Regions from separate parts of the Mus musculus genome. Here all the other regions are linked to region 7. Evidence: chromatin loops called from intact Hi-C (ENCODE). Cell type or tissue: left cerebral cortex. All regions are shown on one strand.

Region 1 (4,000 bases), 300 kb before region 7:
TCCAAAGACCAAAAGTCAAAAATCAAAATATCAGCCAGGTTACTGTGAAAGGAGAATCTAGGGTGGTCTTTGATATCATTGTCTTGAGGTTTTGTGACTCAATTTTTTTTTGCCTTCACCATTTGTGACTACTCCTTGTGCCACCAGGTCTTCTGGCTCTTAGACAGCACTGGATTAAGCCCACAGGTAACTCAGGATGATATCATTTTAATATTCTTAACCTAATTACACCTGAACCTTTGGAAAACCTGTTTCCAAATGGCAGCTTCCTTGATGCTGCAGTTTAGGACTTGGCCTAAGGATGGTAGAGCCACTGTTTATCCTAATAGAGTGAGCAATAGCTGTGTTGTGTGCCTGCTTGACAGAACAGAAGGCAAAGGAATGTTTGCCGGAACATGGCAAGTGCCTGCTGGGAGAAAGCCAAGATCCTGTGGGATGCTTCCTGTATTCCCTGCCAATTACCAGGTCCAGGGGAGACTGGAAAGAAGAATAGAGTTGGCCAATCCTTCAGGTACCTTCTGAAGCCATTGGCATGAGCATTTGTGACTCAAGGCCACTTTTACCTACTAAGGTTTTCCCACAGGTCCCCTCAGTATATGACAAATTTGGGGTATTTTTTTTATGTCTTTGTGAATTCAGCACCCGAGAAAGAACCATATCCTGCATGTTAAATTAACACATATAAGCTCCAAGAAAAATTGGGGAAAATGAAAGGAAATGGAATAGAAGCTAGAAGATAGTGGCTTCAGTCTTTAAAAAAAAAATCTAACATGACATTTGTCAGCTATTGACATGACCTATTTATAATACTATCCACTTTTTTTGTGAATTCTAAGTATCATCTTGATATGGTATTTGTTTCTCTAATTTGGTTAGCAGCTTCTACTTTGCAGTGAAGTCATGAAGAAAAAAAATCCTTAAATTGTAACTACTGAATGTTCAGTAAATATTAGGAAAGATGAAGGGATCTGTTGTCATGGCAACAAAACAGGGTGAACAAGGACAACTCACCCATTCAGCAATTAGCTATTTCAATTACCAGTTAACTAGGTGGAAATACCTGCACATAAATTAATTTCCATTCTTCCATTCCTGAAAGACTTCTATTTCTTATTCCTTCTCTTACATGTGAGTGCTTATAATGATGTGTCCCCTATGCTGCTTTTCATTTAACTCATCATTGAGATGGCAGGGTTGACAGGAATTCAACAAAACTGATCTGGGAGACCACAGTATTTTACGTATCCCTTGACCTCAGTGCACAGGAGAGAAGATGCCTGACTCTCCACAGGGCATTTTCCACTGAATTTTCTCCACTGAGATGCTGACAGCATCATTTCCAAAGCTCATTTCAGAACGCATCAGCTTTGGGGCATGAACATTACCCATGAAACTCACTGACACTTGAATAGTATCTTTAAAACTGGGGACTCCAGGAAGAAAGCACAGCTTACTTAGACTTAAGTGTGTTTGCGGGGGAGGGGGACAGTACTTCGGCATAAGGTTTACTGTGAATAGAATCCTACCAGGGCAGAGGCTATGCTCACATAAACTTCCAGGCACACCAGGGATCTCACACCACTGAAATGAACGGAGGGCTAGATGATCAGGCAGATAGCAAAGCTGGAAGAGCCAAATGTTCACCCAAGGGTGAGATTTCTCTCTCCAAATATGTGACAGGCATAACATTGCAGTTTTCTCATGCCTTAGAAGGATTGCAGGAATGCCACAATCCTGAGTGTTCTTTCAGAGTCCGCCTACAGAGGAAAGCTGGGAACTAAACGCACAGAGAGACTGAAATGGGGAGGATTGATGGGATTGAGCGTAGGCGGAAGAAGACCAAGGGACTGTAATAGCAGGGCTAAGCACCTACTGGGAAGCAGAGTACAAGAACAGCCGTGCTTGCCCTACCAGCTCCTGCAAAGGCACAGGACTGATGTTACTATTGCATCCTGTATTCAAATGCAGCTCAAGGTGACATTTAAATGAGGTCATCTTCAGCTAAAGCCAAATCTACAGAGAGAAGTGCAGTGTTACTGAATAGCGGTATCACCATCATAAGAAAACAATGGCGTTAAGGTCAAGATTAAAACTGGGGATGGAACTCTGTCTGAATGGGAAAGTGCCTGCTGACCAGATGCGCAGTCCTGGGGGCTCCTGTTGGTTCTCAGAGCTCTGAAGAAATCCACTGTTTGTCCTAGCTGCTCGGACCCCAGCACTGAGCTGCACAGATTTGAAATCATCCTTAAAGAATCCTCCAAACACCCGCCCCTCCTCCTCTCCACCCGGCTTGTTTATCCAGACTCCTTCCCATGTTCTTAGTAATACTCTATTCCCTCATTCATTCTTCATATCTAGGATCTTCTAGCAGAATCCAAATGTTCTTGGTGCATCTAGCTGGAGTTGATGCCAAGTCTATCTGGTCTTATAAATCTTGGAGCCCAGCACAGTTCCTGGCATAGAATAATTATGAATTGGGAATCGATAAGTAATCTTTGTTGAAGTCATATTAGATGGCAAACATTTCGTGCTCAGAGCAAGTCCTTGGAGGAGTTTCTCTTTTCCATGATCAGTGCAAGAAGAATGAATATATACACTGTGCTGCACTTTGACACGCTGAAATTATACCCTGCTCGTAATTTAGTCTCACACAAAATAGTTCTCTACACTCAAAACAAAACAAATAGAGAAAGGTCTTGACTCATGAAGGCAGCCATTCGCAGAGCCTCACGGAGCTTGCTTTCAGTAAAACCCTTGAAGGCTGACATCTGTGTATTTGTTTAGCTCACCAAATATCTTCATGAACATGTCAAAATCAGCTTAATATGCTGTCTTTAAGCTACTGGATGGGCAGATAAGATATTAGCATCATAGATGGCACAGAACTGGGCAACTTTGGCTGTTAAAGCTGGTTGATAGGCATCAGAGGACACTCTACGTCTTTCTACTATTTTTCATATTTTTAAAAATGAGTTCTATAACCAAACAGCCCTGTGGTGAGACTTCCTTGCAAAGACCTTTGTCAGGCAGCTAATAAGCATATTGTGCACACCAAATTTACCTTGGTGCAGACATGGGGATAACCAGAGACCATGTCGGTCTTCAGGTATCCCGTAGGATATCTATTATTATCACATAGGCAGAAGTAGAGATACACCCTTAGAGAACAAGCTAAAAAGTAGTCTTGAATCAGTTGTATTCTATACATGTCCCAGGGGTTGTATATTCTTTGTAGTTTTCTACTCTTTGGAGAGGATGCATGTTCAATTGTATCCCTGGGTTTGACTAAGCAATGGTCCAGTGAACACTGGACACTGTTTTTGTTGCCCTTTGAAATAGTAGATTTTGGAGACATTGCTGTCATATATATTAAGTTTATCCATACAATCAGACAAAAGACAGAAGCCACACATCAGAAGGCCTGCGGAAAGATACAACATTCAGAGTTGAAGCTGCTGATGACATGAGCTGCTGGAAATGACATTCCCAACCATTTACTGTGATGAGCCACTGACCCAGGAAGGGCTTTCAATTCTCACCACACACACTAGGCTCCTAATGAAGGTTTCTAGCTTTGTTCAATATGCAAAATGAGAAAAATAAATGTGGGAAGGGCCCTAACTGTGCATGTGCCCACTAAATTTCTCATGAATTCAATAGGATTTTTATAGCAAAGTTGACCATCTCTCGTGGGGACAGTGATAAGAGACACAATTATACAACCAATAATATTTCTGTATAATTTTCTACAAGTATAATGGGAAGCTCCCAAATTTATAGGTTTCACTGGTGAAAACTGGAGAAACTCTCTTTACTGTGGTTGAAATATCTTCTCTCTATCCACTGTGTCATGCTTACTCAAAACAATCATTTCTCCCTTAATGGAGGTTATGCACACAATTGTGCAATCACATATTTTTGCATTTGAATTACATATAGCACGTCTATGCATGGTTGATGTTCATAGAATCTTCTGGAAGTTTTGCTGACATCACATTAT
Region 2 (4,000 bases), 390 kb before region 7:
ATTTCTCCCTTTCCTTCTTATGAATTAGACAGAGAGTCGTTGCTATCAGAAGTAGATGAAATAGCCACAGTTGGTACCTGTTAAATGTTCGAAAATCTCTAGTTTTCCCTAGAACCATTATTTTGCGTTCAATAACATCTTATTGTGATAGGTATCTGGTTAACCTTTCTTCTCCTGCAAGTGAACCTTGGAGACAGTGTGAAGTTAGGTGATATTAGGCTCCTGAATCTAAAGAAATGCCATGTGTTCCTGTGGCAAGCAAAGTTCCCTCCAAGCTCTCCAACCTCTCAGTATTAAAATGGCTTTGGCTATACAATCTACTTGGATAAAAGCAACCTAAGAAGGCCTCATAGAAGCTGAGCATGAATCAGCATTGCATCTGACACAATGAGAAATGTGACCAGAATGAATTCTTGTTGAGAAATTGTAGAGTAAAAACTTCAGTCAAAAGATGGCCTAGTCAGCCATCACTGCAAAGAGAGGCCCATTGGCTTTGCAAACTTTATATGCCCCAGTACAGGGGAACGCCAGGGCCAAAAAGGGGGAGTGGGTGGGTAGGGGAGTGGGGGTGGGGTGGGTATGGGGGACTTTTGGTATAGCATTGGAAATGTAAATGAGCTAAATATCTAATAAAAAATGGGAAAAAAAACTTCAGGACAAATATATGGCCAAATGATTACTTCTGTATGAAATCCAATATTGCAAACAAAATGCAAAACCTGTCCTTGCTAGAGATAGATGATCAAGAGAGGGAAGGGGAAGAAAAACCTACTAGAAGGCATCCATGCAGAAAGCAATCAAATGAACAATCTCGAATTTGAATATATTCTATAGGGACCATGTTTCCCTAATGCATCATATATTGATGCAATGTTTGAAATTCTGGGATGAAAATTCTCAAATAATATAACAAATTCATTGCATAGCTCATGTTTATATTTCTAAGATATAATAGTAATCATTACTCTTTAAAGGGATGTAAGTGCTTATTTAAAATGTGATATGTGGGTGTAACCCCATATAGGTTCTGCATAGACATCACCATTGATGCTTTCTTTGTTAACTCATTTCCTAGAAGAATGCAAAATAAACTTAATGACAACCAGAGACCCTGGTAAAGAAACAACACACTGAGAGCTATTCTCACACCAAGGTTCCATTATCATTTATGTCCTTCCCTTGATCTACAGAACTTCAGCTGTGTCTTTATACATAGTGACAGAAGACCAAGATCAGTCAGATTGTCACTATCTTTAAGCAGATCACAGTCTGATATGAAAGGCCATTTGCTAACTTGTCTTGTTATAATCCAACAAATTAGACATACTTGATAGCTCTGTTTCCTGAGTTAAAGTATACAGTATAGAATATGAGATCATTGATGTCAAGATGCAAGAAAGGGAAGATTCATCTTGGGTCCTAGAGGATGGGTCTGAGCTAGCCAATCAGGAAAAGGACATACTATGTTCTCTATACATTTTTGTGGGAAAATGTGGTGGTGAGAAGAAGAATACATACTTGGAAAACAGAAGTCCAGACATGTCCATGAAGATGCTTTCATGACAGTCGAAGGGATACATTTCATCATTGGCAATGAGGGCTTATCTAAGCAGTTCCAACTTACATGGATTTAACATTATGGTCTTAGCATAACTAGCAGCTGCATGAAAGCTGTAATGGGAAGAAGAAATTTTAGCTGGATTTGTTGGCAAGGTCTTGCTTTAAGCCAGGGGAATGGCAATGAGTAAGAGGACCTGAGCAGACTCACAGGGTAGGAGGCAGGTTATTATTGGTTTGATGTGGGAAGTGGGAGACGGAGTACTTGAGGATGGGAAGATCTATTGCTTTCTATATTTGGTTCTTTAGTTGAACAACTGAGTAGGAGGATGAACCATTTCTCAAAAGGAAGAATAAGCTTAGACTGCAGCACTTTTAGAGTGTGGGCGTATGTTTTATATGAAAAATGTAAAATTCAGATGGAATATGATTAGTCTCAGGCACAGGAGAACAGGCAGATGGCAGAGAGGTGGGCTCATCTGGCAGACCAGCAGCAGAAGCTCCAATCTCCCACTTGTAGCTAACACTCCCACTTTCTGGTCTCTCCTCTGACTCTGACTATGTAATTTCCTGTTCTTACCGGTGACTCTATGTCACTTCTGGTCTCTACTAAGCTATTACTTTATTTCCTGTTCTCTCCCGTGATTCTGATTGTTACTTCCTATTATCTCTTGTGGTTCACTTCCTATTTTCTCTTAAACTGTGATCTTATGTCACATCCTGTCTACTATTCTGTGTCTCCATGTCACTTCCTGGTTACTAATCTGTAATATGAACTTCTCTCTCTGTAGAATCAGTATGAATTCTTGTCCTCATTCTTAAAGCATATTATGACCTATTCCTAAACTCCTTTGTCCTTATCTCCCTTACCCTGGATGTTCAAGAAAAACATTCACTCAGTGTATCCCAAATACTTCCCCGTGGAATTTGTACTAATTTCCTCAGCTTTAGAATTCCTCTTCCCACATTTACTTCAGAGCAAAATATGAATCATCTCAATATCTCCCCTAAATATCAGTATAGCATTAACATGCTCCCCAACTGGGTCAATGGCACACAATCTCCTGTCACTCTAGGCTTAGGTGGACTCATGGCTTTGGTGAGCAACCCTTCCTCCTCCAGCCTGCCCTTTCACAAGCTTAATGAACCAGTTTCCTGGTGTGGAGTAGGACTTTATTGGAAGCATGCCCATAGGACGTGCTAAATAAAGAAGTGCTGAGTGGAAATGGCTCTTTGGGCCTTGCACGTACAGAATAGTCTGCTCCACTCATGGGAGCGCAGGCTTCCTATCACATCAACAGCTAAAAGCTTCAGGGCTGATCAGCCAGGTCCCAGAGGGGATAGAAAGCTTGAGATGATGTGATGAAACATGACAAATGACTTAGGAGACTGACAAAATTGCAGAGATTAGACCTCCACGCTCCTCCCCTGCTCATCTGACTTGTCTTCTTGTCAGGACGCTTCCTGTTTAGCTCAGAGCATCAAGATTTCTGTGGCAGAGCAGGATGAGACGCGTGCATTACCATAACAGTTTCATTGTTGTGTTTCAAAGTTTATGAACTCATCAAAAATGAAACATCACATCTTACAGGAAAGCATGTGGCCTCAGCTGTCAACAGTTTAATGTTGTCCAAGGGAACAATATAATTCTAGCTATAGTCAAGAAGGACTTCAGAGTCCACAGCATTGTGCTTTGCAAACCTTTTACTCCCCAAAATTGGGATCATAGAAACAAGTGGGGCAGACACTCCCCACGTCCAAATGTGCCCCTAGTTTCTGCTGTACTTAAGAGAATGTCACCATGTTCATGACCATGACAATGTCTCTTGGTAAGATGCTCTCACCCTGTAAAACAATTCATTAGCAACTTGGAGGGGGGAAGCAGATTTAAGTGGTGATAATTTTGGTCATAAAATACAACTTCTTCTGTATGTGTCCTAGTCTGGCCTGTGAATATAATTTGAGTAATTTCAAATACAACAACAATGATATAAATAGAGAGGTAGGGAGAAAAACGCGAATCATGTGCTTGAGTTTCAAGAGAGTCACTTTTCTGTATAATAGTCATCCACACTGGCAGATGTATATGGCATGCATCTTACATCTGCTTTCAAAAACAAAGATTCTTTGTATCTCTCTAGCGTATAATTCCTTTCTCACAGTCTCCACCTGGATTATATAAATAGCTGCAGTTTATTTTAGGAAAAAGGTTATATGCTGATTTATTGATAATTTATAAAATGCCTTTCTTCTCCTGCCAGATCTTTCTGAATTAGTTGCTTTTTTTTAATTCTAAGGACAAATGTGTTCTGTCTCCCCTCCCCCCACACACATACAAATTCATTGCTACTTCTAAACAGATCAGTAGAGATGAGAAAGTGTATTTATTTAAGAGGACATGTGTCAGCATGTTTTAGCAGCAAACTCTAAGACATAAGAGAAA
Region 3 (4,000 bases), 1.7 Mb after region 7:
ACACACACATATACACACACACAGCACATACACACATATAATATACATATTCCTTCTCCCTGGCACCTTACATAGTGAATCTTTACATATTTTTCAGAATATTCCAAATGTGCTTTAATAAAGCTTGTATCATTTCTTCTTCTAACTCCAGAAAAAGGGAAAAGTTATCCTGTTGACTCCTCTGTAGCCATGTGGTCCCACAATGATGTCAGTGCTCTATTTTATTCATTTTCATGTGAATATTTTACCTTTATTTTAAGTTTCATAAACGTTCAAACTGTTTTACTCATACTTTATTTGCCACATATCAAACAGTCAATAAAATGTTAATATAAATATAAATGGATGACATAAATGGTTGCATAAATAATGTGAAAACTTAACTTAAATTGTCTTAACAAATACAAAAAATATAAAAAGAAATCAAGGGTAGTAGCACATAATTTTAATTTCAGCATTTGAAGATGAAGGAATGAATATCAGCAGATTGAGGCCAATTTGGACTATATGTGAGACCCTTTATATAAATAAAAATACATGAATAAGTAAAGTTGATGCACGTGTATTTGATGTTTAATACTTCCAGATAACTCTGAATTATAACATTCATAAAAATATGAAATATCTATCTATATATTTCTATATCTTTCTAATTATATATATGCATGCATATATATGTATGTATATATATGTATATATGTATATATAATCCCTGTACTCTTCTGTTTCTACATAACTATATAGTTTGTCTTATATAACCACAAATGTCAATAGCCAAAAAATAAAAGGTTGGATACAACAAACAGTTAGCTAAACTGGTAAAACAGAACATGATGATTCAACTTTGTTGGCAGTTGGGCTAGATTTAGAATTATCAATGAAGCATACCTCCAAATGTGTCCATGAGGATGTTCACTGAAGGGTTTAACTTAGGTGGGTGACACCATTGCATGGGGGAAGTCCTCCGCTGAGTAGCTAAAGAAAGTGAAGCAGCACCTTCATCTGTCTCAACCACCCAACAGCGTATACAATAGAATCAGCCACCTCATACTGCTTGTGTCATGGCTTCCATTCCATGAAGATCTGTACTCCCAAACCATGACCTGAAACAAATGCTCATTGTGTAAGCTGCTTAACATGTACTTTGTCACCTAATCAAGAAAAACAAGGACTACTTAGAAAGCTTTAGAATATATGCAAAGCTATCATTACATAAACACACACCATCTTTACCATCATCATTAAATGGTAGTATATTAGAACAATGCTAAAGAACAGTTATTCTTTTACAAAATGAGAAGACATCAGAAATTCTATTGGAAACTATATCCAGTACTTGAAAACTCAAATTGCTTCCTGGGTTTTAGTCATTTTCCCCATTGCAATGGTGTCAGTAGAAAAAATCTAAAAGAGATGAAGGAATGATAAATGGAATGAGAGGATAGGTTGGGGAAATTACTCTGAAACACATTATTTTGGTTTCAAATAAAGATATTCTCTAAAGGAAAGAAAATTGGTGGTCTCAGTTTGCTCCCTAGCAATTCTTACAGTCAACTCCTGTAGTGGAGATGCAATTTGAATGCATCAATGTGTTTCACGTATTGAATCCACTGTGGAAATGTGTATTGCGCTCCAGTTGGGGAGGTATTATGTATTATGACTTCATTGTCAGTAAATGCATGTATTTATCAGATATCTGCAGCATCCCAAGATACTCAACAAAATTTAAATATTTTAGAAAACAAAAATAGTTTGCAGTTCTCTATAAATAGCGTCAAAGGCATCAGGCTAGGAACAAAATAGAGACCAAACCTTAAAATCAGAAGGCGCCATCACCAGAATACCCAACTTGGCAACAGAATGGCTAACATTTGCAGGAGAAGTTGAACATGCGATATAGCCATCAATAAGCTTATTTCCAGAAAGGAAAACAGTGTCAGATAATCAAAATACAATTCATTAATATGAAACATGATCTGTTGGCACAAAGTCAACTGAGTGTGTCAGCTTATTTCCAATTAAGACAGGTTTCCTTTTCCCTACAACCTAGCAGCTCACTTTAAAACCTACTTATACAATTTAATAAATACAATGTACTAAATTTAAAACCTCATCTTTTTCTCTTTCCATTTTCATCTTTTGAAATCTCTTTTTTCTGTGTTTTAAAGGAGAATGGTAAGTGATGAGGGGCTGCCATCTAGTGGTATATAGGAAGCATGCATAAACACTGCCAGATGTTAAAATGACTTTGCCCAGAAAAAAAGAAAAAGTGGTGACTAAATTCTAAAAATGAAAGCCTGGCTAATATAATCATGTGTTTATTCTCGTACTTTTTTCAATAAATCAAATTTCAAGTGAGATGGTACTACCAAGAACTAAGCTAACGACATAGAATGAGGAGTTCACTAAGTCATAGTTCTTGGTAGAAAATCAATTCCCTCTTCTTGTGTCTTGTCAATAGTATACAAATATGTTTTGTAGCATGCATTTGATTGACTAATGGATTGAGACTTTGGATATTATTCCTACAAAAGATAGAATATTTAAAGTCCACTGAAATTTTTTTTCACGAGAGCATGTCAAAAGCACACAAATGTCATAAATAATTCTTTTTTTGCTCATTCAAAATTCAGACCACCTATTTCAATATATTTAATGACTCTTTTAAATATCACCATTTACCAAGGAATGAAGGACATAAATGTAGCTCAAATTAATGGGTTCCTTAACAGGAGCAGGGGACACAAAATAGGAGTACTGGAAATGTTCCCAAAATACATATACTAATTTCACCACTTTGATACTGATACATAACAAAAATATTTAGCACACTCTAGGATTTCAGTAACCCTCCTATAATATCTACTACTTTACTGACTCCATTAATGTAGAAATTTCTCAGATAGTGAGATATAATATAGAATCTTTATTAAATACAGATTCAAGGTATCTGTGTCATCAAACTGAGCAAATCAAAACAGGGAGAGACGGAAGTGTGGAGTTGATAGCCAATAGGCTTGAAAAGTTAAACAACACTGGACAACGTTGCCCCTTGGCCAGTGCTACATTCAACAGTTAGGTTAATGGTTATTCAAGGTTCTTCAAAGCAGTCTTTTCCCTGGCTCATGATGTGGCTATTCATCATTCAAGTTTTAAATTAAATGTCACTTTTTCAAAAATCATTTTTTCTTCCTAAAACTAATTTTAAGTTAGTAGTATACAGAGTCATGTGTTTCATCAAGGTATATTTTTTATAAACATGTGACTATACTTTGTTCTAATTCATACACATTCTCCACTGGCCAGGGTACATTTCTTGAACACCCATTTTTTTATTAATCATTCCATTTGTCTACATCTCAAATGATATTCCACTTCCCAGTTATCCCTCCACCACCACCACATTTCACATCTGCCATTCCTCTCCCTTTTGCCTGTATGAGGGTGCTCCCCTACCTACCCACACTCTCCTGCCCCAATGCTCTAGCATCCTCCCAATGATGGGGCATCAAACCTCCCTGGGACCAAGGAACTCCTATCCCATTCCTGTCAGGTAAGGCCATCCTCTGCACATGTATCTGGAGACATGGATCCCTCCAGGTACACTCCTTGTTTGGTGGTTTAGACTCTGGAAGCACTTGGTGGTTGGGCCAGTGGACATTGTTCTTCCAACAGGATTGCAATCCCTCTCCACTTCTTCAGTTCTTCTGCCAGCTCCCGCATCAGGTTCCTTTAACTCAGTCTGATGGTTGGCCCCAAGCATCCACATATGCTTTGGTCATATGCTAGCCAGATCTCCCAAGGAACTACCACACTAGGTTCCTGTCAGCAGTCGCTTGACCAGGGCAACAGTGTGGGTTTTGGTGTCTGCAGACATGATGGATCCCGAATGGACAGTCCATGTTTGGTCCCTCTTTCAGTCTCTGTTCCATATTTTTGTCCCTGTTCTTCCTTTGAACAGCAACGTTGGTTAAAAAACTTTGAGATGGTTGGGTGGTCC
Region 4 (4,000 bases), 580 kb before region 7:
GAAAGCAAACTGTTGTCACTTTCCCTGTGTGTACCCAGAGGTTTGGCTATTCTGTTTTTCCATGTTCAAACCATTGAGCCCAGACTTGGCACACAGTGGATTAACAAGGTCCATGTGTTGAAAATTACATTATCAAGTATTAATTTTTTCCTTGCTGATTGCTGGTAAATGGTTAGGGCAGCCTAAGGTGTTGGCTCAGGGGGTCTGCACGCCACTGGATGGTCACTTGAAGTGACTCTGGCTTTAGCACCACGTGACAGATATTTGCTAGTATGACTTGCTTCTTCCTTCCCAGCTTGTCCTCCTCAGCTGTTCTCCTAGTTGGGAGCACCAGGCCTTTCTCCAGCAGCACAGGTTCATGGGAGCTGGAGGCATCAGACTTGTCAAAGACTTCTGTGAGCTGCAAGGACTTGAGTGCCGCATTCTGGGCAGACAGGCATTTTTCTAAGGAGCTGGGTCATAGTTTTTTTATCAGTTCCCCAAAATACAATGACCCCAAATGATGAGACATGAAACTCAATGGAACAAAGACATCAACAGCTCTACAGAGAAGCTGCTACATCTCCAAACTAATGTGTAGCAAGGTGATGCCTTAATGTAGAACAGAGTGGTGAGGAGCCTCAAGCATCCCAGAAAGGGTACATAGTATCCTATTTGCTATGAACTGTCAATGGGGAGGAATCAATTCTCTCATCATTCATCTCATCAAAGAAAACCCATGGGTATAGGAGGTTGTCATCCATGTGCCCCACCATATAGATCCTGCTCTAACTTGTGCCTTATTAGGTCTTCTGTCAAAGACTCCAAACAATGGGTGCAAAACAGTTAAAGGCCAACGAGAAGGACCAGGAGCAGGACAAGAAACAATACAGTGGTGTCCCCTTCTCCTCATTTGCTGTCCCCAGCACCCGGCAGGAAAGTGCTTACCATTGTCATCTCCAGAGTCTGACTGAAAGGAGCTGAGGGACTGAACTTCAGAGTTGCTGCCTTTGTTACTGTTCGTGAAGCAGGTCACTTCTCCTGTGTCTTCAGTCCCTTTGTCTTCATGAACGGCAAGAGAAAGCAGAAACAACATTCAGCCTTATGCAGTCTTTCAGTCTTGCTCTCTCTCTTCCCATCCCTTTTTCTTAGAGGTTTTTTTTTTTTTTTTTTTTTTTTTTTTTTGATTTGCTTCAAGAAAATAAGTTAGCTCCACAATGGAAAATTGATTGTGCCATAGGGGGCAAAGGTCTGTCAATCAAGCGATTTACATTATGGATTCGAAACCCTTAACCCATGGTAAATGAGCTTCTGAATAGCTGTCAGCTGAAAGTAACTGTTCCTGCCTCAAAGTGGGGACTGTGGGGAGACTGAAGGGAGGCTGGTGGAGTGGAGCTGCTCTTCATTCAGACTTAATTTATGTCATTTACATGAGCCGATGTGGTGTCAACACCAGGTTAAATGAGATTACTTTAAAAACAGGGGCATAAATATTTTATAGCAAGAAAGCCGTCCCATTTCTTCCAGCTTCCCTCTCTGGGGATCAGTGGGATTTTCAGCTCTGCCTTCTAGAGGGCAGTGGTGTTTCATCTTGGGGTTGCCAATGTTCTCTGCTAAGAGGAGAGGCAGATGTGAGTTTTCCCTTAGTTGTTGGTTCTCTCTCTCTCTCTCTCTTTCTCTCTCTCTCTCTCTCTCTCTCTCTCTCTCTGCTATAGAAAAATAGGCAGGCAGGCACGCACACATGCACACACACACACACATACACACACACACACACACACACACACACACACACACACAGGCATGCAGCTTTCCATTTTAATAGTTGTAGGAAGCAATAAAAGGGTCCATTTCTTGAGGTGGCCAAGTCCAAAATGAATTAGTTGCCAAGAGATTGTCTCACCAGCTCTAACTCTGTCTTGTTTAACAAAGAGGGAAATCTATTCTATAAGATCCAATACTACTTCATGGGAAAATTTGACTTTGGGCCTGAGGTGAATTCTAGATATAAAGCTGTCATATAACTAGGTGGGGATGGAAAATGTTCTCTAAGATATGCTTCAGATTATCCTGGAATGTGATTGTAGAAAGAGACATGGACCTGTGATTAAGGGAATAGTTACCCTGTTTTGCAGCCACAGACATTATTGTTCCCCCATAAAGAGTAATATCAGCAGGAAACACGAGGACTCCCCATCTGCTTTTAGATAATGAAGTCAGAGCCTTGGATAAACAAGTGATAGAAATGCAGAGAGACACAAAGGGGAAATGCATCTCCCAACAGTAGTTCCACAAAAGACGACACTATTTTAGCAAAGGGCAAGGTGTCCTTGAACACTGAGGACGACGTGGTCACTGGACCTGGTGGCTGCAGTGGCCCACCCAAGTCCTGTGCTTTGTTTGCCTTTACTTAAAATCCCTTTTACTTCCTAAATAAAAACAAGTTGTTTGGCTGGGTGTTATTGTACCCACCTTTAACTCCAGGGCTTGGGGGACAGAAGCAGGTGGATCTCTGTGAGTTCTAGGCCCTACTCTACATAGTAAGTTCCAGGCCAGCTAGTGCTAAAGAGTAAGACCCAATAAACAAACAAAACCCAGCAATCAAACCAGAGCTTCTCCACAGCACTATTACGATCCTCAGTTCCTGCTAAGACCTCAGGGCATGATTTAAAATACCTATGTTCACAGGGCACTAGAATAGAAAGGCCTCACCTCAGGTTTCCCCTCCCATGGGAAGATGCTGTCTCATCCTCTCCTCTGCCCCCTTTCACTGAGCCCCTAGAGCAGTTCTGCTAAGAGCTGCTGAGACTTGGAACCTGGTGCCCAGATTCTACCCATTGCTTCTCCAGGAGCTGATAATGCTCCCCATGATGTGATGCGCAGCCCATTATTTGGCTGTGATGGTCCAAGTAGCTGACAGGCACACAGCAGTGGAGCAGTGGTAGGTCTACCTCAGCACTCTCGCCAGATCACGGGGTCTACCCCTCATGTGTATATGTACCTATGTCATCTATATCTATATCTAACTGTATCTACATCTATCTATATCTATATCATCTATATCATCCATATCCATATCTTCCTTTTTCTTTTTCTGCTCTGTTCCTGGTACTTCATTCATACTGTGAACCTTACGCACACGCTTGGCTTCTATAGAAGCCACTTCTCTTCCTCCTCTTTCTTTTCTGTTTTGCCTTCTGCTCTCACACAAGCATCCCCCCGCTTCTTTGCGAGGACTTGTCAGCCTACCTTCTCTCACCCCTCAGTGAGCTGAGACTCCTACAATATGTAACATGTAATATTTGCAGTATGCAGGTGATGTTCAACTGTCACCTCTTTGACATCTAGATGCCCCTCGCCCCCATCCAAGGAACTCAGGCATGCATCCTCAGGACTGAGCTGGTTGCTTCTGACCCTAGGAGATGCTCTTCAATAGTTTTCCTACTGAAATTGACTCTTGCTTAAGGATTCCGTAGTCATACTCCCCTTATCCAGAAGCACCAGTTACTCCATTGTCTGCACATGCTCTGTAGGACCATGCGGAACCCATCCCCGCCCTCCTCCCACAGCATATATAGCATAGCACAGGAACTCCTGCTGCTGAAGACTTGTTAAACTGTGAGGACACATAAATAGCTGTGTACCTGCTGATAAGCCAGTGGACAACAGAGCTTGCCTTAGTCTCATTCTGATGCCAGGGCTGGTAGCCTGCCGACGCTGCTTTGCTGGCTCCACCTCCCTTCTAGATTGTATTCAGTCCCTTGCAGGTCTGTCAGAGCTGTCTTAAAACTGTAACTAGCTCATGCCCCTTATCTGCTTAAATTCCTGCATCTCTGTGGATCCCAAGTCCCACCTTCTGCCCGATACTCAGACACCCCCCAGCCACAGTCAACTCTGTGATTAGTGAGCACCGAGGTTTTTCTCATTCCAGGGTTTCTACCCTCAGGGCTTTCCTCAGAGGTTAGAATCTTGCAGCAGGAAGTCAAAGAAGAGGAAAACATAGGCACCTGCTTCCAACTGC
Region 5 (4,000 bases), 890 kb after region 7:
TTAACCACTTGATAACATGTGAAAAGGAACAAAAGGGCTTCTAACACCAGAAAAAATTCAAGGCCAAACATTTTCCACTTTACTTCTGATAGACTGTCTTGAATTTCCTTAGAAAGTTCAAGGCCAGGCTTACCTCGTAAAGCTATACTCACTGGTACTCTCGTTCCCCAGCTGAAAAGTTCTGAATTCATACAGTTGAATCCTTCTTAACAGTCTGCTTTACGGGAACCTTTATTACCGCGACCCGCAGTTCTGGTTCTGGAATGAGGGATCTTCCTTGCACCGGTGATGGTAAACTCTCGTCCCGAGTTTTTTCTCGTCCCGGGTTTCGGCACCAATTGTTATTAGACGCGTTCTCACGACCGGCCAGGAAAGACGCAACAAACCAGAATCTTCTGCGGCAAAGCTTTATTGCTTACATCTTCAGGAGCCAGAGTGCAAGAGAGCAAGCCAGCAAATGGCGAAACCCCATCCCTTTTTTAAGGAGAATTATCCTCCACCTAGGATGTATTACTCCCTGATTGGCTGCAGCCCATCGGCCCAGTTGTCATCACGGGAAAGGCAGAACACATGGTGGGAAAACTGCCCCTGCATGTGTGCAGACTATGTTTACCACTTAGAACACAGCTGTCAGTGCCATCTTATAATGGCAAATGTGAGGGCGGCTCCTCACATCTTTTTATTGGGGAATTGAGTCCATTAATATTAAGAGGTATTAAGGAAAATAAAAATAAATAAAATAAAAGTAGGAAATATAAAAATAAATAGAAATAAAAATAAGGAAATAAGGAAAAATAAAAATAATTGTTGCTTCCTGTTATTTTTGTTTTTAGAGTTCAGATTCTGTTCTTGTGGCTCTCTTCTTTTAGGTTTGTTGAAAAATTACTTTCTTGCTTTTTCTAGGGCATAATTTCCTTCCTTGTGTTAGAGGTTTCCTTTTATTATCCTTTGAAGGGCTGGAATCATGGAAAGATAGTGTGTGAATTTGGTTTTGTCACAGAATATTTTGGTTTCTCCACCTATGGTAAATTGAGAGTTTTGCTCGGTATAGTAGTCTGTTCTGGTATTTGTGTTCTTTTTGGGTCTGTTAAACATATTTTCAATGAGCACTTACCAGTGGCATGTCTTGGAACTAAAGCTCCAAAACCACCTTGAGCCCTTAATTATCCTAAGTCTAATGGAAAGATACTCAAAGAAACTGACTGAATATACTATGAAAAAATATATCATACTTACATCAATACTTAAAGAAGCCTTAGGAACTGAACATGAACATAGCTCTGTTCTCCTAGGTAACTGCTCCAATTTTAACTTGTCAGTGAATAAGTTCTGGCTTCTATAACTCCAGAATATTGCTTAAACACTAAATGAGTTTAATATTGTTTGTTAGTTCACATTCAAAAGTTATTGCATATACTCCTTAAGTAGGTGATTTTCAAATCTTCAGAACAATGATTAACTAAGACAAAATATGTAGTAAATACAATGACTATATATGCATATTTTGCATAAGAAGATATGCTATGTGTTTGTATAAGTGCATGTTTGAAGTCTTCTTATACTTCTAGTACAGTTGTTAGTAACAACTAGAAAATCCTTCCTATAGTCTACTGAATTTCATTTAATGACTGAAAATAGCTTGAAGAGTATAGACTGATCATACTGTATAAAGTAACATGGCTTAGTAATACAGCAGAAAAGACAGTGAGTGCCTTCTAGAGACACACATGGTAAAGGAGCCAAGAGATTCCTGATCAGTATCTGAGGTGCCAAACTGGGCCTCACTCTTAAGTTACTCTTAATGTTGGTGTTTGGCATTGAATATGTTCTATATTCACACATTAGTGAATGTGTGAATTAAGGCAGCCCATAGAAGGCAGGCTCATCACCCTGCCTTCAATGACCCTCAAACATCGTCTTTTATTTTTGGTTCAAACAGAGAAAGTATGGGCAATGACATTTACCATCCTGCTTGCTTGTTCACGGCAGGTACTGTCATAATAACCCTGGGAAAAAGATGTTTTCTTGACATATAAGTTCAGTTATACCATCTTCTGACTAGAATGATTGAAGGCACCTTCTTTTGGGATATTTTTTGAACATATTTTCTATATTACTGACAAAGACAAGCTGGCTCTTTTTGGGGTTTCCTTTCCTGGAAGGGAAACACAATGACTCATTTGTCTAAGTTGGAAAGTGTTTGTGATGATGTCTGGTGCATGGTGGGTTCTCATATAAAATTACATAACTTTATTTTAAATTCAGTTCCACTTTCCCATAGAATCAGGGCTGTTAAATTGTGAACATATTTTTTTCTTTCCTGCTTCATAAAATATGAGTTGTAATCCAGATGGTATTTCCCACAGAAACATATGGACAGACAGTTTACACAGGGGACTCTTTCAGGATCCATCCCTACTTAGCACAGAAGGCTGACAATTTCACCAACACTCTTCAATATCCTTTTTGAGGAGAAGTCTGAACAAATCTTAATCATGGGAAAAAAAAAAAAACACCTGAAGAAAGATTACGTAAGCTGCTTCATTAGAGGACATGATTTTCATGTCAAGAGACTGGATAGTGTAGGGTGCTGTGAAGCACAGTAGAATAATGAGAAATTCTTTCCTCTACAAGTATAGAAAACAGACTTTGGAAAGAACATGCAACATGACCTTGGATCATATAATTTTCCATTTTATTTATTTAATACTTTATTTTATATTTATGCTATGTCTGTGGAGGACATTGTGAGTTACAAAATGGGCATGCCCTTTAATATTTGCTTACTGGGTACCACTACATAAGGGTTATGCATATATTCCATGCAGACAGTTTTATCTATTGGAGCAGGCTGAATTGCAGATGTGTACAACACAAATAGAGCAAATGATTAGAAGTCAGTGGAAGACTAGAATGTCCCCTTATTTTATAATGTCTTCTGTTCTCTATAGAAAACTGATAATTACTTTTACACAGTTCCTTTTCTGGGTTCGTGATGTCTTTCAGCTATTAATATAATTTGTTCTGCCTTAAATTTGTGAAATTGTTTCCTGAAGGAGTCTCCTGTGAATTTGTGTAAAGAAAGCATTCTTCACCTCTGTGGGTGTGAACCATGCAAGCTGCTAAGGTCGAGAATAAAGTTGTAAAGACAGAAGAAACATATACTTTCTCAGCTTGAATCTTCTTTACCACTGGACCTCAGAGATCTAGACTTAGGAAGTGGACCCAAGCATCCCACTCCATTTTTCAATCTGATCCCCACTCAAGATCAAAGTTCATGGACCATAAGGAGCCAAAACTGTATGAGCTACTTCTAATACCTTTACTATGCTTCAATTCATGTTCACAAACTATGTATTTTTATGGAGAATGTTAAAAAACAGAAAAATGTAATTTGCTATATGAAAATCTTGTTATAAAATTTCTCTTAGAGAGACTATTATAAGACTTGCTCATCCTCAATTTCTTCATCTGGACAATCTGAAATAATGTCACAACAGCATGCTGTGATAAAAATTGAGGCTCATGATTTAAAACTGACCAAAGCATAGGGCACATCGAATGTTTAGAGAGACTGAGATATTAGAGAGGATTCAGACAGACACACACACACACACACATTCATGTGTATACACAGAGGGATTAAATTTGTATTTGAAACATGACTAGCAGAGCAGAAAACAATTATATCACTGATCATTGTTGAAAAAACAGAAAAAAAAAACTACTTCATGAAACTAGCATATGTTAAGGGTAATAAATATTCTAAGATATCTTATTCAGAGTGGGTATTGGAAGAGAAAGTATCATAAAAAGTAAGGGAAGCACCATAGTGAGAATGTCTGTGCACCACAACTAGGTTCAGAACAGGCTAGTGGACCAGCAAGAACAGTTATATACACTTGCTTTCCAGCACATTTTCAATAAAATAAAAGTTTTGCTATTCCTCCCCCATGTTCCCAGAGGTAAACACATCTCAAATGAGGAGATACTATCACTA
Region 6 (4,000 bases), 560 kb before region 7:
GTGTGTGTATGTGTGTGTGTGTGTGTGTGTGTGTGTGTGTGTGTGATTAGTATCATGAGTAATTAGGAAGGTGTAAAGGCTATTTCTCAGGCACTTCCCATCTTTTCTGTTTTGGAGACAGGATCTTCTCCAGCCTGGAACTCTCCATGTAGGCTAGGCTGTCTGACCGTCGAGCCCCAAGGGTCACCTAACTCTCCCTTCCTGGTGCTGGGGTATAGGTGCATGTCACCATATATAGCTTTTAGTACCGAGCTCCCCGAGATAAAACTCAGATTTTCATTTCTGCACCAACTAGTTTAGGTTACCCCAAGTTCCCTCTCCTCGTTTTTCAAGTGTGCTCCAAAGACCTCTTCCTCTTAATTCTCTTCCCACCATTGCAGGTCCACTCCTCCAACCCATGAAGGCACTGGTAAAGTTATATCCAAAGGACCATCCTTTCTGGGAGGGTCCAGGAGAAGGTGGGAGGGGCTGGCTGTGAAGTGGGCAGACCTCAGGTGCACTCCCTCCCCTCGCCTGCACAGATGTGCACTCACCGCCAGAGGGCAAGCTGCTGCAGCTGCCCCCGTGCAGACAGGGGCTGCGTTGGCACGCGTCTGGGTAGAGCACACAGCCCAGCTTCAGCTCCGTCAGACCCACGACCTCCGCGAAGCTGCTGCGCTTGTTTTGGAGGGGTAGCTCGTAGTGATTGAGCACCACGGAGTCCAGGCAACCCTGGAAGCCACCGAGGACCTGCGTAACACGCGTGTCTGTCAGGCTGCGGACGTTATCAGCCTGCACCAGGGCACCAAAGAAGATGGCACTGTCAGTGCTTAGCGTCTGGAAGTACAGGGGAGCCCTGCGACGCTCTACATAGCTGTCGTCCAGGGCCAGGCTGGTGAAATTGCGATTGAGCTCCAAGAAGACAGAGTGCCAGCTCCCATCATTGACAGCACGGCTGGAGATGCCCAGGATCCCAGGGCCGCTGCCACAGTCCAGCTGGAACCACAGCTTGCCTTCCACAATCTGTGCAAGAAGAAATGCAGAGCCCTCATGAGTCTAGACCCGAAACGGTATGATCCCAGCTGGGCAGATGTTCCATCCAGTGTGCATCTGCATATGTGTGAACTAAAGCCCTCTACTGTCTGCCAGGACACTTCTCAGATCTTCCTGCTACCAATCATAGGGACGTCCAGGAAGCACATGGTGGTATTTAAGAAAGTTTCTGTGGATCATCACCCACTGTGATATCTTGTTTGTTTCTGCACCCCTCTCTGTCATAGCACTGATTTCCATGAAATCACCCATTCCCACGGGACACCCACCATGTGGTATACAATAAGCTAGGGCGGGGTAAGGCTAAGCTATTCTGCCCTTCTGGGGTCCACTAGTCTAGTTGGCAGGAGCATGGTCACATGTTAACTCTGCACACACATACACTTACACTCCCCAAACAAGTTACAAAAGTGTGATATAGTGGAGAGAAGAGGCCAAATAGAAGCAAGGGTTGCCTGGTACCCAACTTTGTGTGTAATTTGGATATTAAACACTGGTGTCATCCTTAAGCCCGCCTTTTCCTATACTTTTCACCAAATGGACAAGAGGCACTCCCAGAGTGCCCAAGCTTGGTGACTGCATATACGAGGGGTATCCAGCCTTTTGTCTTCCTTGGGACACACTGTGTGAAGATCAATTTTCTTGGGCCACATATTAAATGTCATGGGTGTCCAACAATTCATAGCCCACCACATGGTTTGGAAAACAATGTAAACATTTGTTCTGAGTGACACTGCGACATGATTTTGTCATCTATAAAAATACAAAGTTTATGGTTTAGAATTGCACAATAGAAAAAAAATCACAAAAAATCGACCAACAGTTTGAGTAAGTTTATAATTCTGTGTTAAATCATCTATAACTATATTAGGGCACGTTGGCTGGGAGTTGGGCACCCTTGGCTTACAGTTTATGAATTTTTAGCCACAGAACCTTCTGATCAGCTGTTCACAATTTGCAGCTGTTCCAATCCCTGGTCAGGGTGCTCCAGGGGAGACATGTCTGCTTTAGAAAGTGCATCTACCAAACCCATGAAGGCCACCACCAGGGAACATTCATTTTCCGTAGGAGAGAAAGCTGAACCACCCAAAGATCCTAGCTGGCAGAGAGCACAGGCAGACTTCAGTAGACTCAGGCTTCCCTTGTATTGAGGAAATTGCCTTTGACCCTTGGTGGTCCCCTCTGGACTGTGTTTCTTAGATATGCTCTGTGGTATTAGGATTGGGGGGTGGAAGGCTAGGTCTCCATGTAACCAAGCTTACATTTGGCCACTAGGGGGCTTACCGCTGGGCTCCGTGAGACAAAAGGGTCTAGATCTAGGAAATGATTTTGTGGAGTCTAGTGTCCCAGGAGTGTGTGGTCTGTCTGTCTTGAGATGTCATGACATCTGCATTTCTGTGCATAGCATACATAGACACTTGTGAAAGGGCAGAAATGACAGGCCAACAGGAACACTCCTTCCATGTCACCAGCAGCTTAAGAAGTAAAATGTTGAATGAATTTATAGAAATGAGCCCAGCTGGTCTTTGCATGGTGCGCTTGATAGAGTGAGCAGGTTCTACAGCACTCATCCGTACAAATGTTCTGTTTCAGAAAGTTCCCGTAGCAAACAACTCAGTGATTCTCATGTCTGCTTTGACTCGTAGATTTTCTCACGTGCAAGTCCAGCTCATTCATTCATGCCCCATCAACACTGCCACTCTGAGTGGGGCAGAGCCAGGGAGCTGGGAATGCTGAGCCTTAACTCCGGGCCTGCCTGTACCACCCTGCTCTCTGGAAAGCACTGCTCTACCTTGGTGGGTTTGGAGACAAAGATGGGCTGTGGTTTCTGCAGCAGAATGGCTGCCTATATCACACATGAAGCATGTATGTACACACACACACACACACACACACACACACACTGCTCTGCAATATCCATTCTTGGATGGAAAGGTCTGAAAGCAAACATTTATTTTCAGAGGGCTTTCACCTATAATCATATACAATTGCTAGCTTTTGCTGTTATTTAGCAAAATAGACTGAATGGCCATTGTAAATAACAGCAAACTTCCTCAGTGACAATGATTAGATAATACCCACATGTGCATTTTGAGTGCACGTAATAAAGCGATAGAATACGGACAGCTTTGGAGACTCTGTCTCCATGCCCCAGCCCATCTGCTGCTTTACTCCATGGCTACAAAACACTGTCCTCCTCAGTCAGTCATGGAAAAATCTGCTGGTGAACGTGCAGTTAATGTAAGTTTCTATAAAAGAGTGTTTAATTAACATATTATTTGATTTATGCTCCTCCCCCATCACTACCAATTGCCTCTGGGTAATAACCAGAAAGAATTGACACAAACTTGATGTACCCACACGCATAAAAATTCTGCTACTAAGGAACTAAACTTTATCCCCCTGTGAGTTCCAAACAGAGCTAAGTTTCTTCCCCCCCCCCTTTTAAAAATAATATAAGATCAGCAGCATTGCCCAGAGAAGGAATCTAGGTGCCCACACATTTCACCTTTATCCAGAGAAGCATCAAGCATTTTGAGCCATCAGGTTTGTTGCTGTGACATTCTAGAATATCGCTGCCCAAAGTCACCCAGTGAAAAGTTAGTAACCATAGGCATGCCATGCCACGGAGATAATACACCGCTTCCTTCCCTTTGAGTATCTGAGTCATCTTAACACTGGAAACTGCACTCTGACTTAACTCTTCTCTGTCTACCAAGTTCTAAAGTCTTTTTCTGTGCAAAAGATGACATGTTCTCGAATCAGACTGCCAGCAAGGCTCAGCAGTGGAGACTGAAGTGTGTCTGGTCTGTGAGAAGTCTGTAGCCACACCACTGAAATGGCTTATTGGTCAGGCAAATGAGTGATTATTTTTAATGATATTCACAATTCAGAGAAAGATAGATGTCCCTTTGTTATAAAATATCTACATCTTCAGAGTTGTACAAAATCAATGGTGTGCTTTGTC
Region 7 (4,000 bases):
TACCTTCACGTTCATTTATGGGTACTCTCATTGCCGAGCTTGCTCGTTATTGTACCTCAAGGTGGGTGCTATCACCAGCATGCACATCTAGGAGCGCCCCCTTTCCTCTGGTAGCAAGAGCCAAGAGCTGTGCCTTTAGAGCGTCCGGCAACACCCGGCCCTCTGCATCTCACCCTCTCTCCGAGCGCACCACAGCTCCCAAGAGCCGGGCAGAGGACAGCAACAAAAGTTGCTTTCCGCAAAGTCTAATCTTGGACAATGTTTAAACACTTCCGAAAACACACGAGACAAGAGTCTGCTGGGGGAGAAACAGTGACCGCATTATACTGCCAAAAAGACCCGGGCTCGCCACCTTTCTCCAGCCCGGCCCGATGCATTTTAGCTCAGCGACCCCAGCTGGTCAAGTCCTCTCGCTCACCAAGCGCCACGCGAAATCTGTCCAGTCCACCTCTGTCACCCCCAGCCAGCTCCCTAAGATCCCCAACTGCACTCCGGTGAGCCAATGGTTTCTTTTCCACACCTTCCGGAAAGAACTCGGGGCGGCGAACAGTGCGCCCTCAACGTGCCCACGAGGAGCCGCAAGGGCTGTTCGGCATCCCTGGGATGATCAGACTACCGCTATTCTCTTTTCAAATAGCACGGTCAGTTCTGACGCCCGCCAAAAATCATGCGTTCTCCCAAAGCAGTCGGGTCCATCTCCCGTCAAAACAACAGAAATCCTTTCCTGGCTTCTCGGCTAAACTGTCGCACCAGTTCAAAGTCGGCTGTCATTTAGAACCTTTCACAACCCAAGACTCAGACATAGTATGCAGGGGCAGGCGAACATTCTAGGCTACCCTTCCTGCACCGTGGAAGTGGAGGCTGGGCTCTTTGCTCCGCTCATAGCCTCCTCTAGCATGCACCCAACTTGCGCCTCTGGGTCCTGCAAGTGCATCCATCGGCATCTGCCCCTCTTCCTACTGAGTGCTGCAAGCGCCAGCTACCCAGCGGAATCGCCGCCTGATATCATCCACCTGCAGCCAACGGCCAAAGCTCAGTGAGGACCCAGAGCTGCATGTACAGACCCGAAAGATCGCCCTCCTCTTATTGCTAGCCCTAAACTTAACCAACTCCGGTGCCATTTCCTGGCTCCTGCCGCAGGGCTGTCTCCCTGGGTTCCAGCTGGTAGCGGTAATGACCACAGCTCCAGGCAGCGCCCAGGCAGGAACTTTACAAGGTGAAAAGTTTCCCCCCACTCTCTCTGAGAGCTTTAGCTTTCCGGAGCACCCATCACAGCCTCTCTGTAACCAGGTTGCTGAGGCTGTTCTGAGAAAGGTGCACCCCAGCCAGTGCACCATGCACCCAAATAAGCATGCTAAAAATCCTCACGCACCCTTGCCTTGGTCAGCGATGCGCCCCTGCACCCGACGAGTCCTCCGTGGTCTTCCTTTCAAGTCTAGGGGCGAGCTGGCCACCCCGCCGCCTCCGCCGCAGTGCTCGCCGCGTGCTCCCGGCTGAGGCTAGGGCGGCGAGCGGAGGCGCTAGGCGCTCAGGACGCCGCCACTGCTGCGGGTTGGCGGCGGAGGAGGGGAGTCGGAGGAGGATGGCGGCGGGAGGGGTGGGGAACCCGGGAGCGAGGTCCCAACGCGCAGCCCAGATCACAGCGCAGCCTGCCGGGGGGAGCGGTTCTCGCGTCTGCTCTAGTCAGCTTGCACCGCTACTGCTGGCGGTGGAGAGGTACCGGGTTCTTCTTCGCGGCGGCCGCCGCCGCACTGCCAAACCCCTAGCTTCGCTGTATTCTCCTCCCTCCCGCAGAGCCGCGTCCTCCGGGGGATGGGGGTGGGGGATGACCAGAGATCTCCGAGCGCCACACGAAGAGAAGGGGAGGGAAAGGGGGGCAGGGAGACCCGGCGGTCAGCAGGAGGACGCTAAGGGCGCCTCGCCTGGAAGCTGGACTAATTTTAGAGCCTAGGCATCCTCCACTTCTAGCGTGGCTGGAAGAACGCACCAAAGTCAGACTGACGTTTTCAGAGAGCGCGCACACACCACACTCAATCGTCTCTGCTCTGCTCTGCTCTGCTCTGCTCTGCTCTGCTCTGCTCTGCTCTGCTCTGCTCTGCTCTGCTCTTCAGCCTGCTGCCTAGAATACACTAGACTTCTCTGGACCAGATGAGGAAACCGAGGCACAATGAGACCAACATGGTTTTACCCAAGCTCCTCAGGCTACTTTGAAGCACAGTGGGCACGGCTATCAAACGCTGTACCTCCTGCTGCCCACCCGGGACTCGCATTTCTTTCCCACGCATTTTCAGATCACTGGGATCACCTTTGTGTGGGAGAGAATCAGACTAAAAAGTAACATGACTCATCACCCCCACCCAGTCTGAAACACGGTGGGATGTGAAGACATTCAGAACAGGAATGAGTGAACAGTCTCAGGGGAGCCAGGTGATTAGCAATACCAACCGGTGTGCCCTCTAGGTCCTTTTACTTCTGGATCATCCTCACAAGTCTGAGGATTCATGGCACCCCACCCCACCCCACCCCACCCACACTGCTTCAGTAGAGCTACACTTCAGCCTATGTTCCTTGCCTGTGAGCTCTGAAACATTCCTAACTAACGGCCAGCCCCGGTAAACCTGGGCCAGCGCCAGCCTCCACCCAACCCCCACTGCTGCACAGCAAATCACGTCTGTCTAAAGCAGGCTTTCACCCCAGGGGGTTCCTAGGGTGCCCACTCCCAGGCAGCTTCTCTGGAACTCTGGGACCGAGCAGTAACTCCAAGAGAGATGCTTCCGCAGACATGCTGTAGAGATAAATTTGCTCCTTTTCTTGATTCCTGAATTTCCCTTCCAGGAGCAGAGTCTGTCTCTCCTTAAAGTCTCTGTGCTCAGTCACACCCTTTGAAGAGTTACTAGAATTTGCCTTTTTGGTCTTCCTCTCCCAAGCCTGGGGCCTTAAGGATCTGAAAAGCCCTCCACTTTCAGTAGGTGGGCGGTTCCCCCTTGAAAGCCTTCTGCAGCCTCTGCACTGCCTTGACTGCCCCATAAAGCACTCTGCATGCTCCGCTTGCTTGCCTTGAGCATTTAATGGAAATACTAAGGAATACTGACAGCTAGCCATACATCAACTAATTCCAGGACAGAAGCATGATGCTGTCCAGGGCTTCACAGTCAGAAAGGCCAGAAGAAAAGTTACCTGCTCTCCAATTATGTCCTTTGCATAATTCTATTCTGATTTTATTTTTATTCAAACACTTTCTTAGGGCATTAAAAATTTATTGCCATATAAATATGCTCCTGGTATGGTGTATTCCTTGTGACTGACCCAAGGTTGTTAGTATTGCATCAAAGATTTTAGTGATTCAAGCATTTTACATTCTAGTGCTTCTGTGGGAAGACTGGGAGAGTCAGCTGCTGGCTGGATGGCTCCTGGGATGCACAGGGAGTTGGTGTTGGCAGCAGGACAGGCCATCTTCCACCTCCTTCCTGGGAAGCTGGCCAGGTAACTGAAGATGCAAGGATGTGGTGGGAGTCCAACCCCTCCAAAGACTTTCTTAGGCCTCAGAGGCACTTCACGCCTAAGTGCAGAAATCTGTCTAACTCTCTACCTCCTGCCTTCAGGCAGAGTGTAGGTAGTAAAGTAAACAGTCTCTACTCCCAGGGCAGAAACGGGCCATGGCAACCTAGGGGAAAATGACTCTGCAATATTGCCGAATGGTTTATTCAGTGGGACACCCTTTGGTATAATACTTGTTGATATCAGAAAAACATCTATTTCTTTATAACATAATCTACTACGAACCTGTGATATTGTGGTCACATTGTTGACAAAGCTATGAACTTAATGAATGAACCAAAAAGATTTATAATTCTTAAATTTTCACCCACGGTACCCTGTACAAATCCCAGTGTAGTGGATAAATATATTAAATAGTCAAAAATTAGACAAGGGAAGAAAGCATGAAAAGTCTCTATAAGACTTGCTAACAACATAGAAGAGAGCACTAACTGAAAAGCCA

Evidence for each region. Peaks named below come from ENCODE experiments on the same cell type or tissue, not always from the same donor. Only the 100,000 strongest peaks of a DNase experiment are listed, where the experiment ranks them.
Region 1: a loop joins it to region 7, with 2.5 times the contacts of the local background. A loop is called at or near these places in 4 of 42 quality-filtered maps.
Region 2: it touches region 7 in a loop (10-fold over the local background); 6 of 42 quality-filtered maps call a loop at or near these places.
Region 3: a loop joins it to region 7, with 3 times the contacts of the local background. A loop is called at or near these places in 2 of 42 quality-filtered maps.
Region 4: a loop joins it to region 7, with 2.9 times the contacts of the local background. A loop is called at or near these places in 7 of 42 quality-filtered maps.
Region 5: it touches region 7 in a loop (8-fold over the local background); 2 of 42 quality-filtered maps call a loop at or near these places.
Region 6: it touches region 7 in a loop (3-fold over the local background); 3 of 42 quality-filtered maps call a loop at or near these places.

Annotation. Positions count from the first base shown.
Region 1 is chr9:16,200,764-16,204,763 of GRCm38, forward strand. All of the region lies in intron 3 of Fat3 (FAT atypical cadherin 3), which reads right to left. Among named protein-coding and RNA genes, the nearest start is that of Fat3, 300 kb to the right of the region's middle. In left cerebral cortex, a CTCF peak has its summit at 1,762; DNase peaks (open chromatin) are centred at 412 and 1,775; H3K27ac peaks cover 876 bases.
Region 2 is chr9:16,112,238-16,116,237 of GRCm38, forward strand. The region is part of intron 3 of Fat3 (FAT atypical cadherin 3); the gene reads right to left. Among named protein-coding and RNA genes, the nearest start is that of Mtnr1b, 240 kb to the left of the region's middle. In left cerebral cortex, no CTCF peak of the experiment used is centred here; DNase peaks (open chromatin) are centred at 304, 1,901 and 2,763; H3K27ac peaks cover 2,153 bases.
Region 3 is chr9:18,227,956-18,231,955 of GRCm38, forward strand. No RefSeq gene overlaps it. Among named protein-coding and RNA genes, the nearest start is that of Chordc1, 62 kb to the right of the region's middle. In left cerebral cortex, a CTCF peak has its summit at 2,210 (motif pointing left); a DNase peak (open chromatin) is centred at 2,189.
Region 4 is chr9:15,918,237-15,922,236 of GRCm38, forward strand. It overlaps Fat3 (FAT atypical cadherin 3), which reads right to left. Exons shown (of 26, transcript NM_001080814.2): 25 at 928-1,041. Among named protein-coding and RNA genes, the nearest start is that of Mtnr1b, 46 kb to the left of the region's middle. In left cerebral cortex, a CTCF peak has its summit at 1,532; a DNase peak (open chromatin) is centred at 1,530.
Region 5 is chr9:17,390,966-17,394,965 of GRCm38, forward strand. No RefSeq gene overlaps it. Among named protein-coding and RNA genes, the nearest start is that of Gm39296, 36 kb to the left of the region's middle. In left cerebral cortex, no CTCF peak of the experiment used is centred here; DNase peaks (open chromatin) are centred at 2,265 and 3,079; H3K27ac peaks cover 844 bases.
Region 6 is chr9:15,937,460-15,941,459 of GRCm38, forward strand. Fat3 (FAT atypical cadherin 3) reads right to left here. Exons shown (of 26, transcript NM_001080814.2): 22 at 534-1,002. Among named protein-coding and RNA genes, the nearest start is that of Mtnr1b, 65 kb to the left of the region's middle. In left cerebral cortex, CTCF peaks have their summits at 540 (motif pointing right) and 2,311 (motif pointing right); a DNase peak (open chromatin) is centred at 2,449.
Region 7 is chr9:16,500,501-16,504,500 of GRCm38, forward strand. Fat3 (FAT atypical cadherin 3) reads right to left here and starts at 1,554. Exons shown (of 26, transcript NM_001080814.2): 1 at 1,373-1,554. In left cerebral cortex, CTCF peaks have their summits at 392 (motif pointing left) and 1,670; DNase peaks (open chromatin) are centred at 63, 411, 646, 934 and 6 more places; H3K4me3 peaks cover 2,488 bases; H3K27ac peaks cover 2,822 bases.